Linked DNA regions of Homo sapiens: region 1 is linked to region 2. Evidence: read pairs that join two places in POLR2A ChIA-PET (ENCODE). Cell type or tissue: IMR-90. All regions are shown on one strand. Each heading gives the region's core, and the rest is flanking DNA. Links, peaks and the distances in the headings are about the cores only.

Region 1 (8,348 bases), core at 238-8,237, 240 kb after region 2:
ATTACCTCTGCATGCGGGTCCCTCCTCTATGTAGAATTTGTTGAGTGCATTGAGTAATAACTTACAAGTCTACATCCTCCAGTACAGTACAGTTTTTTTGAAGAGACTCATTTGTTTATTATAGTATTAATTCCTATCAAGCATAATATTTTCCATTTTAAAAAACTATTGTATGTGTTTGTTCATTCATTCAAAACATATTAATTGAATATCCTTTCTCTGCCAGGCACCGTGCTAGGGACAGTATCCTTATATAGCTTATAGTCTGGATATAAACAGCATCTATATAGAATGAATTTTTGGTTGGAAGACAAGGAATGTTAAAAATTCAAAGTACACTGAAATGAAAAAGAACCCAAGGATAAAGTCAGATCAAAAACAACCCTTACTGAGCTGCACAGTTCAGGAACTGCTTTTCACAATCTGTTTTACTTAATCTTCCCATCAATTCTGAGAGAGTTCTATGATTAATACTACTTTACAGGAGAAAAGGTGACATTTGGATAGTAAATAAATTATCCATATAACAGTTGAACAAAAGGGCAATTGTGGGTTTAATTTGGGACTTGAACACAGGTTTTCCAACTCCAAACCCTGTGTGTGGCCCATTATGTTCCACTATACAGTCCTCCTTCTTCAAAACGCCACTCCTTACAGGATCAGATGAGGAATCTCAAGATCATGGAAATATCAGTGCTTCCATAGCCACAAATTTTAGCAATGATCTCACAAACAATACAATGAGCTTATCTAATTGTCATATGGATTCAATGTAACAGATCTCAAATGTGATTTTAAAAAACTGAGCTCGAACTTTATAAGATCAATACCTTATCCCAAAAACGAATACCAAATTTCACCAAAATAAATTCAATTGTTGGCCAGGCAAGGTGGCTCATGCCTGTAATCCCAGCAACTTTTGAGGCCAAGGTGGGCAGATCCCTTGATGCCAAGTGTTCGAGACCAGCCTGATCAACGTGGCGAAACTCCATTTCTACTAAAAATAACAACGACAACAACAAAGAGCCATGCATGGTGTTGTACACCTGTAGTCCTAGCTACTTGGGAGACTGAGGCACGAGAATTGCTTGAGCCTGTAAGGCAGAAGCTGCAGTGAGCCAAGATCGCACCACTGCACTCCAGCCTGTGACAGAGCGAGAGTCTGTCTCAACAATAAATAAATAAATAAAAACTTCAATTGTGAATTTATTGAGATGATCGTTAAACTGTGCCAACTCACTGAGATGATATAGGGTCAGTTTACCTACTATCAAAGAAAATTCCCAATGAATTAATTGAAAGACAGTAGTGTCATTAAAAATAAAGATATAAAGCTATATTTATATTGAAGAAAATGCAGGTTATGGAACAGCACTTGGAGTATAACCTTATTTTTGTAGACTGTAATATATTATTCCCAGGAAAAACTATCTGGAAGAACATATAAAAATGTTTACAGAAGATTTATCTGCATATTAAATGAATAATTTTTTAAAAATATTCTCTTTTCCAACTCTCTTAAATTTCTTATTAAAATGAATGTGTACAAGTTGAGTATCCCAAATGCTCAAAGGAAATGCTCATTAGAGCATTTTGGATTTTGAATGTTTGGATTTGTGATGCTCAACCAGTATAATGCAAATATTCCAAAATCCTAAAAAATTCTGAAATTTGAAAAATGTCTGGTCCCAAACATTTAGGATAAAGGATACTCAACCAGTATTATTTGTATAATTTTTTAAGTTAAAAAGTGAATGCAGGGACTATTATTGGGGTAGAGGAAAGGGAGATGAAAATGTGCCACCAGCCTGGGAGGGAAGTGAAATGAGTGATTTGGGAAAGACAGAAGTATTCATATAGTAAGTTGTAAGCAGTTTAATTCTCAGGCTGTCTCTGCCAATTGCGGCAATTAAACTGCAATTGCTTTGTTTTCATCAAGCTTTTGGCTAAAAACAGAATTAATAACAACTGATTTTAGTAACACATTCTGTTTGCAGTAAGGACTTGTATGGATCGAATTCCATTTAAACTATAATCTAGTTGTAAAATATGTTTGGCACTTTTCATTTTTAAAATAGCATTTTTTTCTACTGAAATCAAATCTTGTTCTGAGCATTTGAGCTGCTTGTTGCTAAGAACTTGTGAGGCAACTTTTCTATCATGTGGACTTATTTTTAATCATCTAAGATTTGAATTTTGTATTATTCATTTCTCAGAAGTTTGGCTTGTGTGTAGCTTCATAGGGAAAAACAATTTAGCTTTGCTTCTAACACATATTTTAATGTATTCTACCAGGGCCCTCTGTCCTCTATAGCTTCCCTGCATACTCCTTAACCCATTATATCCCACCAGACTGTCTTTGTTTAGGATCTTTAAATCCATCATCTACTTCCTCCCTCAGCACCTTTGCTCATGCTATTCCTTATGTCTGAGAATGCTGTTCCTGCCCTCCCTCTTCACCCAATATGCACACTTAAACGTTGGCTGACTCATTGCTACCCATTCATTAAATGTGTTACCTCTTCAGATCACAGCAGTTATGGAGCTATTGAAGGTTTGGGCACCTCAGTCCCGCAATCTTTGATTTTCCCTCTAGTGTTCCCTTGGGTCTATTTCCTGCTACCAATAAAGTGCCTTATCCGCCACTCTTTATCTTTTTTTTTCTCAGCTTCATAGTTTTTGCTACCTAACAGTTTACTATCTCAACTTCAACTTACTCCATTCCCTTATTCTGTCTCCTGGCCTCTCTTTCTTACCATTTAAATTAATTTATTTCACACTGGGGAATAGTATAACCAGTGGGAATTACTATATTCATATTTGCAGTGTCTAAGGAACAATTCCCCATAGGCAGTATTTGGACTACTCAAAGGACAATCACATCTCTTCACTTCCAAGTTCAGAGTTTTGAGTGAAGTGAGGAAATTCATTGTAGCTCCTAGGTTTAAAATACAAGAAAAAAAAATTTGCCTGATAAAAAGTTGTGAGACAGCCTTCCTTCTTATTTCTGCAATTTAAAGTCAGGAAGATTTTTTTTCAAACGGATTCATTCAGTTAGATTTTGCGAACATTGGCTAAATGTTATAAAATTCTATTTTAAGCACCTAGTCTTAAGCTTGGGCCACACCCACTAGATGAGGAAATTTTAATAATGTCAGCCTAGTAGGCAATGATGCCAAGCCACTTTGACTTTCTTTTTCTCACCTAGTAAAGCTCAAATACGACATTAATAGCAAACCATCAGAGATGTTATTAATGAGATATATCAGGTATGTGCATAGTTCAAAATTTCAATATTTTATTAATATTGAAAAACATTTTAGACTCAAAATGTTTTAATTATTACCATAAAAATGACAAATATTGTCAAAATAGTAATAATTCCCTAGTCAGGAAAGATAGCTATTTATTTTCATAGAAAAACCCAACTGAAGCATTTGGTTACAAAGCAAAATGTACACGTAATTTCATTTTAATTTTAAGTACAAATAAAGTTAATGTCTTCAGAACTGATTAATTTCATGGTGAACAAATATTCACATAATTAGTATAGCCTAAACTATTCTTAAAACTGGAATGACTGGAGATTGAAAGACAACTCAGTAATTTATTCTGCTTCAAATTCAAACTCATTTCTTTTCTTTTTTTTTTTTTTTGAAACGGAGTTTCACTCTTGTTGCCCAGGCTGGAGTGCAATGGCACGATCTGGGCTCACCGCAACCTCTGCCTCCTGGGTTCAAGTGATTCTCCTGCCTTAGCCTCCCAAGTAGCTGAGATTACAGGCATGCACCACCACGCCCAGTTAATTTGGTATTTTTAGTAGAGATAGGGTTTCTCCATGTTGGTCAGGCTGGTCTCAAACTCCCGATCTCTGGTGATCTGCCCACCTCGGCCTCCCAAAGTGCTGGAATTACAGGTGTGAGCCACCACACCCAGCCTTCAAACTCATTTCTAACAATGTCAATGGTCATTGTATTGTTTTGCAAAAAGTGTATTTCTTGTTTTCTGGATAAATTTGGAATCACAATAATTATTATAACAAAATAAGTGATCTCATCTTTTTTTTTTTTTTTTTTGAGATAGAGTCTTGCTCTGTCACCCAAGCTGGAATGTGTGGCATGATTTGGCTCACCTCAGCCTCTGCCTCCCAGGTTCAAGCAATTCTCCTGCCTCAGCTTCCTGAGTAGCTGTGATTACAGGCGCATGTCACTATGCTTGACTAATTTTTGCATTTTTAGTAGAGACAGGGTTTCACCATGTTGCCCAGGCTGGTCTCGAATGCCTGACCTCAGGTGATCTGCCCACCTTGTCCTCCCAAAGTGCTGGGATTGCAGGCATGAGCCACCATGTTCGGCCAATCTCATCTTCCTTAATGACTAAAGATAGAAATCCCAGGGCTTAAAATAATTAATTTTATTATCTAACGTATATTTAGTGACATTGATAAAACAAGACAGCTCATTTTCTGGATGATCACAATTTGGAGTGGTCCTCAAGCAAGAGAAATATTCACAATCTTAGCAATTCATATAAAACTGGAAAAGTTTGGGAGTTTCTTAATAAATTATGCATTAACTTACCGTATGACTGAACAATTTTACACCTACATATTTACCTCCCAAAACTAAAAATATATGTTCACACAAAGACTTGTACATGAAATTTTATAGCAGCACTATTCATAGCTAAAACTGGAAACAATCCAAATATTTGATGAATATTTGGATTGAATAAATAAAATGTAATATATTCATAAAATTCTATTTAGCAAATAAAAGGACTGAACTAGTGATACAGCATGGATGGATGAGTCTCATAAAAATGATGCTGAATGAAAGAAGCCAGGTGTGAAGAGAACATGTCATGTAAGTCCATTTATATTTAATTACCAGAAAAGCAGAAAGTAGACCAGTGGTTGCCTAGAGCTAAGGGTGGGAACAGAGAGATTTACTATTAATGGGTAAAATGGAATGTTTTAGAGTAATGGAAATGTTCTGAATATAGATTATGATAGATTTAGTAAATTACATAAATTTAGCAACTTCTGTGAGTTTGAGCTATAAAATCATTGAGCTGTATACTTAAAATGGGAGAATTTTATGATATATGAATTATATCTCACTAGAGCTGTTAAAAATTATATGTGACAGTCACATATATTTCTTCCATATGCTCGTGAAAATATTTGTTCCTTTTTTTATATATTTGAAGTACAATTGGGGAGACCTGTGAAAAAATTATCTGGAAATTATTAGTGTTTCCTTAAAAAATTATTTTCTGATTTATTTGGATTTTCTTGCACTTTAGTAGGAAGATAGTATTTTTTCTGGATGAGATGTTAGAGACACTTTTGAGTATTAGATTGAGAATGAATTTGAGATTCCTCAAAATATTTTACAGAGGAGAAAAATGAGGCTTAGAGAAGACAGCCGACCTAAAGTCAAACACAATTAAAAGCCAAGTTGATCTCAGAACCCCTCCTGCTTCTTCCACAACATGTTATTAATAATATGAGATGCCCACAGTGGAGTTGAGAGCAAATGGCCTTTCTTAGAGCCTCCTGACATCTCATGGCCACTCAGCCTTAGTATATGAGGCCACTTGGCCATATTCTCAGGATAAGTTTAGCCATTTCCCTGCAGTCTTTAGAAGACTTTTGATGCTGTGAAATCTCCAAATGAACAAGTATATACCATCAGTACTGGGTATTTATGAACTAAATAAATTACAAACAATTCATGAAGATGCCAAATGTCTAAGCAAAGATGGCAGATAAAACCATTGGTTCCAGTTTCATCTCATGTTTTTTATTTGCAAAACTTTAAAAAATCAGATTTATTTAAGAAAGCTGTGTGATTTTTTGACAATGTTTTTGCAAGATGGCAAGATTTTCATTTTTTATCAAGAGTATTTTCAATTTGCTCCCTGGAACAGTGTTTTGCAATAGAAATATGTAATCTTGTACATGCAGGATGTTTTAATATTGGTAGAAGTAACATTTTCTGCTTTGTCCTGTAAATAATCACTCTGATTAAACTTAACCTCTATTTGGCCAATGGAATTTAATGAGTGCCCAAACTGGAGTTATCAAGAGAAGAAAAGAAAAAGAAGTATGAGTCCTTTTGGAAAATTACTCAGAGTAATATTAATTTAAATGATATATTTTCTATTTTTTGATACCTGATCACTCTGAGAATTGTAAGGACAGGATTTTTAAAAATTAAAAACAGTTAAACTTATCTACTTTCATCTTCATGAAAATCATTCTTTGACATAAGAAAGTCAATATTACACTTAATTGTCAAAAGAGGCTCATGCCTGGCATTCTCTCAGCTGGGAGTGAGAGGGAAAGGTGTCAGAGACCTTGAGTATCAGTGTCCAGTATTTAGCTTTTCAGTGAAGATGAAGTCATTATATGGTTTTATCTGCGCTTACTACTAAGAAGTTAGTTAAGTGTAGTAATTGTCTATTATAAATAGAAGAGTTGATAGTTTTGTTTCCCTGGTAAATAGCATTATAAGTAAATAATCTGGAAAATTAGAAATATACATATATAATTTCACTTTTTCTTGGAAAAAATTTTATCATCATATAATCAAACATTTTAAAAATAGTACAATCAAAAGAGGCTGATTATGAAGACAACTGGAAGATGTAAAAATGTTGGCTTTAATAACTATCTGAATACTACTGTGACAATAACAACAAAAAGCTACTGATGCATGCAACAAAACTGATATATCATCAAGACATTTTAAGTGCAAGAGACCTTACATGAAAGACTACATACTGTGTGATTTTATTTAATCGAAGAGTCTAGAACAGGCAAACTAATCTATGATAGTAAAATTAAGAACAATAGTCCCTGGGAGGATGTGGTGGGAATGAACTGGGAAGGGGCATGAGGAAATTTTCTGGGTTGATGATGATATTATAAATCTTGATAAAGGTTTGGGTTACACAGATGTATGGCATTTGGGGAAAACAGTAATGTATAGTTAAGATTTATGTATTTCATTGTACCTAAATTTTATCTCAAAAGAAAAATATAAATAAATATTAAACTTTAGTTAATGGCATGCATACTGAAGTGTTTGGGGGTGAAGAGTACTGAAATTCAGTTGACATGGAAATTAATTAAAAATTAAGATGGAATGAATGATGGACAGAGGGATGGAGAGACGGAAATGTACATGATAAATGAGTAAGACAGGAATCATTGACTTTTGGTTGCTGCCTTATGGATATGCTCTACACAATTCAAGTTTTTGTATGTTTAAAATTTTTTATAATAAAATTTGGAAAATAACTCATCTTTGATTTTAAATCTCTAAATATATTGGTTAGATTTAAAGACACATAACTGACATTCAGAAGTTAGTAGTATTCCAAACATAACATTTTACCTTATGTGTCTCCAGAAATAGTTCTCAGAAACCCTAATTAACAGAATTTGTTCACAGACCAAAATATGTGTAAAAGTCTCATGATAGGAAATTTAACAGTGAAGTTTCTTTTCTCCATACTGTGTTGAATATCTGTAAATGTCTTTCAAATGACATTGGGCCCATTAATTTTATTGTCGATGCACTGAATTTTAAAAGAGTAATGGCTCTCAAACTTGAGTATTCACCAGAATATCCATACAGCTTGTCGAAATACAGATTGCTGCCCCCAGAGTTTCTAATTCAATAGGTCTGGGATGGGGTCTCACAAGTTCCCAGATGATGTTGATTGTCTAATCTGGAGACCATACTTTCAGAGCCCTGGAATTGAGCCTAGCCCATCTTCCATCAAGAGCACTTAATACTACCACTTCTTACTTTAAAGGGCAACAGAATGTAAGCAAATCATCTCCATGAATTTTCATGAAAATAAGCAAAGAACAAAAAGAAGGGAAATGAGTCTTGTTAAATTCCTTAGCCTATCGGGTTACTTTTCTATGTATTAAAAAACAATAATGACTAAGAATCTACCATTTTTCCAAAGTGGTACAGAAAAAGTATTACAAAATAAATTTTGACACCTTGTATTTTTCTCCTTTCTTCCCTACCTGCTTTTGGTATATCTATCCTCATGGGATAAAAACTACTTTTGTGACTAATTAAACAAAACTAAAGGGACGTTTTCTATATATATTCTTTCTTCCACCCCTTTTATATCAGGTTCAGAATCCCTCAATTGTAGCGTTATTTTACTAATTCTGCTAATCATGCTGCACTGAAACAACTGACTTATTCATCTACCCAATGTACTAGAATGTCCAGTCTTTGCCATCAGACATATCATATTCAAATTTGTGTCACTAATGCCTACTACCCAGTAGTTAATGAAAGGAATAAAATAAA
Region 2 (8,348 bases), core at 117-8,116:
TGTCCTCTGTTTTCTCTATAAAAGTAAGAAGTGGGGTAATTTTCAAATGTTTTCAACTTGCATATTTATTATTCAAACTAAAATATTCCTCTTTTTCTTTTTGCCTAGAGTATTCTAGCCATTCTTTCTCTTTGAGCTCCCAGCCCGTTGTTCATAGTCTCACATGTAGCAAGGATGTATGGAGGATAACATAAGCTTTCTGAGTTTACAGATTTTATCATTAGGTAGAACAAAATCCAATGCCTTGGTGCTGTTTCTCTCTCAGTGTACTTGTGCCCCAAGGGGAACATCAAGCCTCAGGATAAACATGTCTTCTTTTGTGGGAGTATCAACTTTACCGCAGTGTATGAGATGTAATATAATTTTTATATTAAAACACACCCAGATTTATTATAGAATAGAATATGAAATCTGAATTATTTTTAAACACAGAACACTACTGTGCATGACTTTTTTTTTTGCAAGATGTGAGCAATATAATGTAATATTTAAAGTACAATCTCTGGACTCAGGTGAACCACAAAAACTTCACTTGGCTTTGGACAAATTTTTAAATCCTTTTATCCCTCAGTTTCTTTTTCTATAAAGTGGAGCTGATGTTAATATGTAACTTATAGAGTTGATGTGAGCATTAAAGGTACTTAATGTTTACTATGTTTAGCACATAGTAAACACACAAATGATGCTGCTGGTAGCAATATGCTCAGAACCTTGAAGGTAAAAATGGATGCTCCTGGGTCACTAGGGGTGGAGATGCTTGCACAGCACTGCTCTGGAGAAATTAAGTCCTACTTCTGCCCTCTCCTTTCTGGGTCAGGGTATTCAGAACATGCTGAGGAACTGGCCCAAAGCACAACTGTGATGGAGCAATTGTTACGCTTGACCTCAGAGCCAGTGGTGCTTGATGGATGGTGTATAGTCTTTGGATCACTAGGAGTGAAACATCACCAGGAGAGAAACAGATGGGAAGGCTGGATTGGCCAGTGAGTGGGCAAGGATGAAGAACCACGGATTTTAACTGAAGGATTTGCAAGTGACCCAGCTTCCCCAAGAGCAGTGTCAGGGCCCGAGGTTAAATATTAGATCAGAATGAGAACTAGAAGGTACTAATGCTATCATCCTCTCCAGTGGCCAAGACTGACCCTACTAATGCATTACCACACGTTTTCAAGCAGAGCGCAGGTAAGGCTTCAGAATCTTCCTAAATTTGTTGATCCAGGCAGACACTACTAAATGATTATCACTTGAGAAGATTTTTTTTCTGGGTAGCTCTTGAGAGATTCCAGGAGCTTTGGACACTATTATATATATGTAAGAAAAGCCAGCAACAGAAGTGGCTTCAAAGACTCGCCTGCTTGGAGAAACCTTCTGTGATTCATGATATTTTAGTTTCTATTTCCTACAAACAACTGTTTTAATCCAGCTTTCAGGATGAAAAACAGTAAGATAAAACTAATGACAGAAGCTTGAATAACATATACCAAAATCCTAACTTTCCTGATATATTTTAAGAAGAGTTTGTTAATCAAAATGAGTGGGTGTCATGTTGGAATTTTATCATAAGGGGTTTTGCATAAACTCCTGCCTGATTCTGCCTAGACTAGTTGGTGTTTTCCATTCTCAGATGGGAGGCATATGTGTAGGTTATACCAATGCACAGGCTATACTAATGCACAGGCACTCAGGCCAGTGCCGACCGAGGCTCAAGGGAGGGAAGTTAGGTTACAAGGAAGAAGGGTAAAGACTATGTGTTGTGGTCAGTGGACGAAGCACAAACATGAAGTTGTTTTACTTTTTGCCAGTCATTACCACTAGCTTCATTAAGTTGGATCTCCCTTCTCCACTATGTAGCAAAGAATTTGACTTTCTGGAGGCTAAGGCTGAGGATTGCTTGAGTTCAGGAGTTTGAGGTTACAGCGAGTTATGAGCTGTCACTGCCACTTCAGCCTGCGTGACGGAGCAAGATTCAGTCTCAATAGTAATAATAATGATAATAATAATGTAATAAAACTAACCTAAAGAGAGATCTGGTCTTTGCACTGATTCCTGGGAGGAATTCTCTGAGTCCCTGAAATGTCCTGCTGCTAAAAATGTCTTTGTTTACCTGGGGGCCTTGGTCCACACTGGATAGTCTAACAGTGTGATTAAGGTGGGGGCTTTTGGTCATGTGTTACTGGTTATGTGAGCAGTTATCTTGTATACATTAGAGCCTCAATAAAGACTCTGGACACGGAGGCTGGGGTGAGCTTCCATGGTTGGCAGTACTCAGTGTGCATCGTCCCATTTTGTTGCTGGGCAAGTTAATGCTGTCTGCGACTGCACTGGGAGAGGACAGCTGGAAGCTGCATGAGTGGAACTTTCCTGGACTCTGTCCCATGCCTCTCTTCTCTTGGCTGATTTTAATCTGTATCATGTCACTGTAATAAACCATAATCATGTGTATGACAGATTTCAGTGGGTTCTGTGAGTCCTAGCAAGTTACCAAATCTGAGGGTGGTCTTGGGAACCCTTGAACTTACAATTGGTGCCAGAAATGAGGGTGATCTTGGGGACTGTTCCTTAATTTTCCACCCACTTAAAGCAGATTCCTTATGATATCATGGATGGATTCAGTAGCTTTCCAGATCCTTTGGTTAGTGAGGATCTATTGAATTTAAAGTTCCAATTTTAAAGTTTCAGTCGTTTTCATTACCAACCAGATTTGTAGCTAGAGGGACTTGATGTGGGAGGGGTAGGTCTTGGTTTTCTCTTTCAGTCTTGTGCCCCCCTCACTGTGGGAGTATGTGATCTTCCTCTGGAATTCTCCCTCTTCTTCTAAGTCTCTAGCTTCTCATTTGGTTTGAGCCTTGATAAGAGAGAGGAAAAGAGACAAATGTTGCACTTTATTGGTTGTCCTTGCTTTTTTAGCTAACCCTGAACAGCTAACTGATGCCGTCTGTGTGGTAAGTGTCAAAAGTGCTGGTGCTCTCATGGGACATGTGATGGGCTCTCCCAGGGTTTGAAGGGTCCTGACTGTACCTCTTTACCTCCTCCAAACCTCATCTCAGCTGCCTTAGTGCTGGGACCTCCTCTCCCTGGGAAGAGGGCATTGAAAAGATTATTCAGATTGCATTTTTCAGGGTCACTTGACACCATTATTAGGGTTACTGTGGCTGAGCTCATCCTTGTTACCTCTTTAGTTCTGTTCCCTGCTCTGGTGGCCAAAGGGTAGACTAGTGGTACTTGGTCTCAGGTCGGCTTCACAGTCTTAAAAATTATTGAAGGCTTTGAAGAGCTTTTGTTTATGTGAGTTATAGCTATCAATATTTACCATATTAGAAATTAAAACTGAGAAATTACAAAAACTTTATTTACTCCTTTAAAATAATAATAAACACATTATGTGTTAACATAATTAATTTCTTAAATAAAAAATAACTAGATTTCCTCAAAGAAAGTGAGAGAGAAGAGTGGCATTGTTTTTCATTTTTGCAAATATCTTTAATGTTTGACTTACAAAATGATAGCTGGATTCTTACTTTATTCTGCATTCAATTTGTTATGATTTTAAAAATTAAGGTATCCAGACTAAATCTGGCCTGATACAGATAGACAGTTGGAAAAGGAATTGTATTTTTATAGCCTTTTCAGATAATTGTGAGTAGTCTTTTGAAATACTACATCAAAATTTAACAAGTGGTAGTTTCTTTAAGGTTGATTGCGATGTGGAGTCTAAAACCATATCATGAACTTTGCATACTCTATTACATTTTAACCCATTGGTCCGTCTTCCATGCTGAGTAATCTCTTACCCATGCATGATTTTGTAACATCATGCAGTGGTCATTTGAAAAATATTGGTTTACTTAGCTACTCAGATCCTCCAAATGTGGACACATTTCATTATTTAATGTCTAAAAGAAATCACACTACTAATCTCATTAGAAGTCTAAGCATTGGGAGGCTGTCAAGCTCACTGTGGTGGACACAAGTTTTCTAATATTCTAATTTTAGTTTGAAAATTTGAGTTTTATCTTTGGTAACAAATACTGTAAGTGGTTTTACTGGCCAGGTGTGGAGTCTCATGCCTGTAATCCCAGCACTTTGGGAGGCTAAGGCAAGCAGATCTGTTGAGTCTAAGAGTTCAAGATAAGCCTGGGCTACATGAAGAAACCCCATCTCTGAAAAAAAAAAATTAGCCAGGCATGATGGCACATGCCTGTAGTCCCAGCTACTTGGGAGGCTGAGGAAGGAGGATCATTTGAACCCAGGTGGTGGAGATTGTAGTGAGCTGAGATCAGACCACTGCACTCCAGCTTGGGTGACAGAGTGAGACCCTGTATCAAAAAAAAAAAAAAAAAAAAAAAAAAAGGTGGTTTTCCTAAAAGTTACAGGTTTACTTTGTTTATTTTGAGAAAATGCCAAATACCCGGAACTGAATAACCAGTTTGTCTGTTATTCATTCTTTCATGTGAAAGTGGTGATCGTGGTAAGCAGAGTAATGACTGTTTTAATCTAGAACCTGTTAATATGTTCACTTACATGGCAAAAGGGGCATTGAAGATGTAATTTGGTTAACAATCTTAAGATAGGAAGATTATCTTGAATCACCTGGTTTAGCCCACTGCAGTCAACAGGGTCCTTATGAGTCAAAGAGAACAGTAGGAGATTTAAAGACGCTATGAGTCTGGCTTTGAAGATAAAGGAAGTTGAAGATAAAGGAAGGGGCCATGCACCAAGGAATGTAGGTGGCCTTTAGAAGATGAAAAATGCAGGAAAATTGATTCCCCCCCGAATCTCTAGAAGGAACACAGTCCTGCTGACACCTTGATTTTAGCCCAGTGAGACCCATGTTGGATTTCTTACCTCCAGAAGTGTAAGATAATACATTTGTTTTGTTTTAAGCCACCAACTTGGTGGCAGTTTGTTACAGTCGCAATAGAAAATGAATATAGTGTTCCATGAAACAAAGCAACTACTTCAACTCACAACTCAATCACACAAGTGCTTTTCTTGAAGACAACATAGTATTTCAATAAGCAGCACAAGTGCTTTGTGTGCATTTTCTCACTGAATATTAAAATTTAAGTCAAGTGATGAGATTCCACATGATTAATAATTTTGGTATCAAGATGATAATGATCTCATAGAATGAGTTAGGGAGGGCTACCTCCTCAATTTTTTGGAATAATTTCAGTAAGACTGGTACCAGCTCTTCTTTGTACAACTTGTAGAATTCAGCTACGAATCTGCCTTGACCAGGGCTTTTTGGGTTGGCAACTTTTTTATTACTGATTTAATTTTGTAACTTGTTATTGGTCTGGTCAGGGTTTCAATATCTTCCTGGTTCAGTCTTGGGAGGTTGTGTGTTTCCAGGAATTTTTCATTTCCTCAAGGTTTTCTAGTTTGTGCTCATAGAGGTGTTCATACCAGTCTCTGAGGATCTTTTGTATTTCTGTGGAATCCTAAGTGGTTCTGATGCACATTCAAGTTTGAGAAGCATTGCCTTAAGCTCTTTGTGACTCAAGTTCTTTTCTTTTTTCTCGACACTTATGTTTAATGGTTTATTATAAAGGATACAGATGAAGAGATGTGTAGAGTGAGGTATGAGAGAAGGGGCGAGGAGCTCCCATGCCTTCCCTGGGCATGGCACCCTCCAAGAACTTCTGTATGTTTATCTATCTGGAAGCTCTTAGAATCCAGTTCTCCTGGGTTTTTATGGATGCTTCATGACATCAGCATTTCTTCTCCCTAGAGAATTCCTAGAAGAATTCTCCTTCTCTCCTCTCTGGGGAGGATCTTAAGACTCACAGTCAGGGCTGGGCGTGGTGGCTCATGCCTGTAATTCCAGCACTTTGGGAGGCTAAGGTGGGCGGATCACCTGAGGTCAGGAGTTTGAGATCACCCTGGCCAAGATGGCAAAACCCTGTCTCCACAAAGAATACAAAAATTAGTCGGGCATGGTAGCGGGCACCTGTAATCCCAGCTACTCGGGAGACTGAGGCAGGAGAATCGCTTGAACCTGGGAGGGAGAGGTTGCAGTGAGCTGAGACAGTGCCATTACACCCCAGCCTGGATGACAAAAAAAAAAAAAAAAAAAAAAAGAGAAACAGACAAACAAAACCTCACAATCAGAAAGAATGGAAAGAGTAGAGTCCTGCCTTGAGGCAAGTGAAAAGAGGGCAGGAGAAGGCCGGAGGTCTGCCCCTGAGGCCTAACACACCCAACATTATAACAAAAAACTGTAACAAGGCCAGGAACCATGGGCGAATACCAATATATATTATGACACCACAGGCCACTCCCTGTTTTCCAACCATGAATCCCTTATAGCAAAACAAAGATACACAATCATTAATAAGTGGTCCAGTCCATCATATTGTATGAATGTCTCCCAGGCTGAGGCCACTTAGATTTTCAGGCTTCCTTTTATCCTTGTCAGGTTCCAAAAGCAAGAGTGGTATTGGCAAATACATAGCTTCTCCCTTTCAGGCAGCTGGAATAACCGAGCTACGAGGCAATGTCATCTCTTGTTCCGAGACTCTTTAGAGTTGTTAATGTAATATTGGATTTCCCTCCATTTATCACTGTTTATTCATTTCTTTACCCTCAGCTATTATTCCTCCTGTTCCCCATTTATTATTTATTTTGACCCAAACTCTGACACTTTTGGAAAGGACATTAGGTTTGGCCACTGTGCTGATGTAGATTGCCTGCGGCAATACTAGTCTAGCGAGTGCCTCTCCCTTAGTTCACCCGCATTCATATCGAGAAGGATTACATAGGTTCCAAACTAATGTGCCATTTTTACCACCAGGCAATATAGCTGCATTTATTCTTAACCCCAATTTTGCCAGGTGGGGTGAAGGCACAATCCACCCCCATCAGGCCCCTTAGGAATTCTGACACACTTTAAAAACACAGTGAAGATTTCTTGCTTAGGAATCATCCCTGCTTCCAGCACTTGTAGTTGCAGCCCTTGGTCCTAGGACCACTGCATCAGGTAGGAGAGAGAAAAAAAATTTCTTACGAGGTGATATGGGGAAAAAAAGAAAAAATATAGTCCGTATACCAGTGTACTCCTCCCTTGGCAAGACTTGCATAGTCATATCATACCAGTATCTCTCACCCCCTCTTCCCCAGGTCAACCAGAAAAACTGAAAACATCTAGCAGGGACACTCTAGTCCCACTCATGCTGAGTGTGAGCACACACTTGTGAAGGCAGGTAGGCCAGCCCTTCCTGCTTTTAGCTCTTTCTTTTTTAGACAACCAATGTCTTAATTGCCTGTTCTACTTCTCCATCAAATGATTACTCTAAGGATATATCTCTCTGCCCATTGTTGGACACTATGGGCTGTACAGTGTGTTCCTTGATCTGAAGAAATGATGGTTAGCCACCCAAATCTATGCATTATCTTCTGTTGTGGTTTTTTTATGGCACTCTAAGCATTTTCTTCTTCTACTGGGTAAGCAAAGCCTACTCCCAAGTCAGTGTCTAATCCTGTCAAGATCCATTTGTAGCCCCCAGAGAAAACCAGCATCAGTCTCATGTGCCAGCTGTGTTGAGGGCCTTCCTACCAGTGAATATGCCTCATAGCCATTGGCAGTCTCTGTCTCTCTTGCAGAGAAACAGAACAGTTCTTACTGGCAGGCCTGAGAGAGTGCAAAAGGAATTTATATATATTATATATATATATTATATATTATATATATATATATATATATATTTTTTGAGACACGATGTTACTCTAATTGCCCAGGCTGAAGTGTAATGGCAGGACTTTAGCTCACTGCAGCCTCGACCTCCCGGGCTCAGGTGATCCTCCCACCTCAACCTCTCAAGTAGTTGGTACTACAGGCACGCACCACCACAGCTGGCTAATTTTTGTATTTTTTAGTAGAAGCAGGGTTTCACCCTGTTGCCCAGGTTTGTCTCAAACTCCTGAGCTCAAGTGGTCCTTCTGCCTTGGCATCCCAAAGTGCTGAGATTACAGGCGTGAGCCACTATGGCCGGCCAATGTTTTAATGCAGCTCATCTCCACACTGCTGCAGTAACCCCAAATCCACTAATTTCATGGACCAAGGTGGCCCATGGGAGCACATGGGAATATCTGTTTGTTGATTCCAGTCACCTTCGTAACCTGGAAGGGAGTTCTTCTGATGGGCATTGACTTGTTCTACTTTAATGCACCCACAAATTTCCATAGAGCCATGCCTCATTTGGGCATCCCTTTAATCATCCGGGTTTCCTTCTGCCTGATTGTATAGTCACGTCATTTGTCACTGCCTGTGAGTCAGTAAAAACCTAAACACAGGGACTTTCACCACTGTTCCATTTTTTCATTACTGTTAGAAAAACAGCATGCAA

Evidence for each region. Peaks named below come from ENCODE experiments on the same cell type or tissue, not always from the same donor. Only the 100,000 strongest peaks of a DNase experiment are listed, where the experiment ranks them.
Region 1: POLR2A ChIA-PET joins it to region 2 with 19 read pairs; 3 of 35 experiments call an interaction of 5 or more read pairs at or near these places.

Annotation. Positions count from the first base shown.
Region 1 is chr3:100,942,097-100,950,444 of GRCh38, reverse strand. The region is part of intron 1 of ABI3BP (ABI family member 3 binding protein); the gene reads left to right. Among named protein-coding and RNA genes, the nearest start is that of ABI3BP, 47 kb to the left of the region's middle. In IMR-90, for the core only: no CTCF peak of the experiment used is centred there; no DNase peak of the experiment used is centred there.
Region 2 is chr3:101,185,456-101,193,803 of GRCh38, reverse strand. No RefSeq gene overlaps it. Among named protein-coding and RNA genes, the nearest start is that of IMPG2, 130 kb to the left of the region's middle. In IMR-90, for the core only: no CTCF peak of the experiment used is centred there; a DNase peak (open chromatin) is centred at 3,793.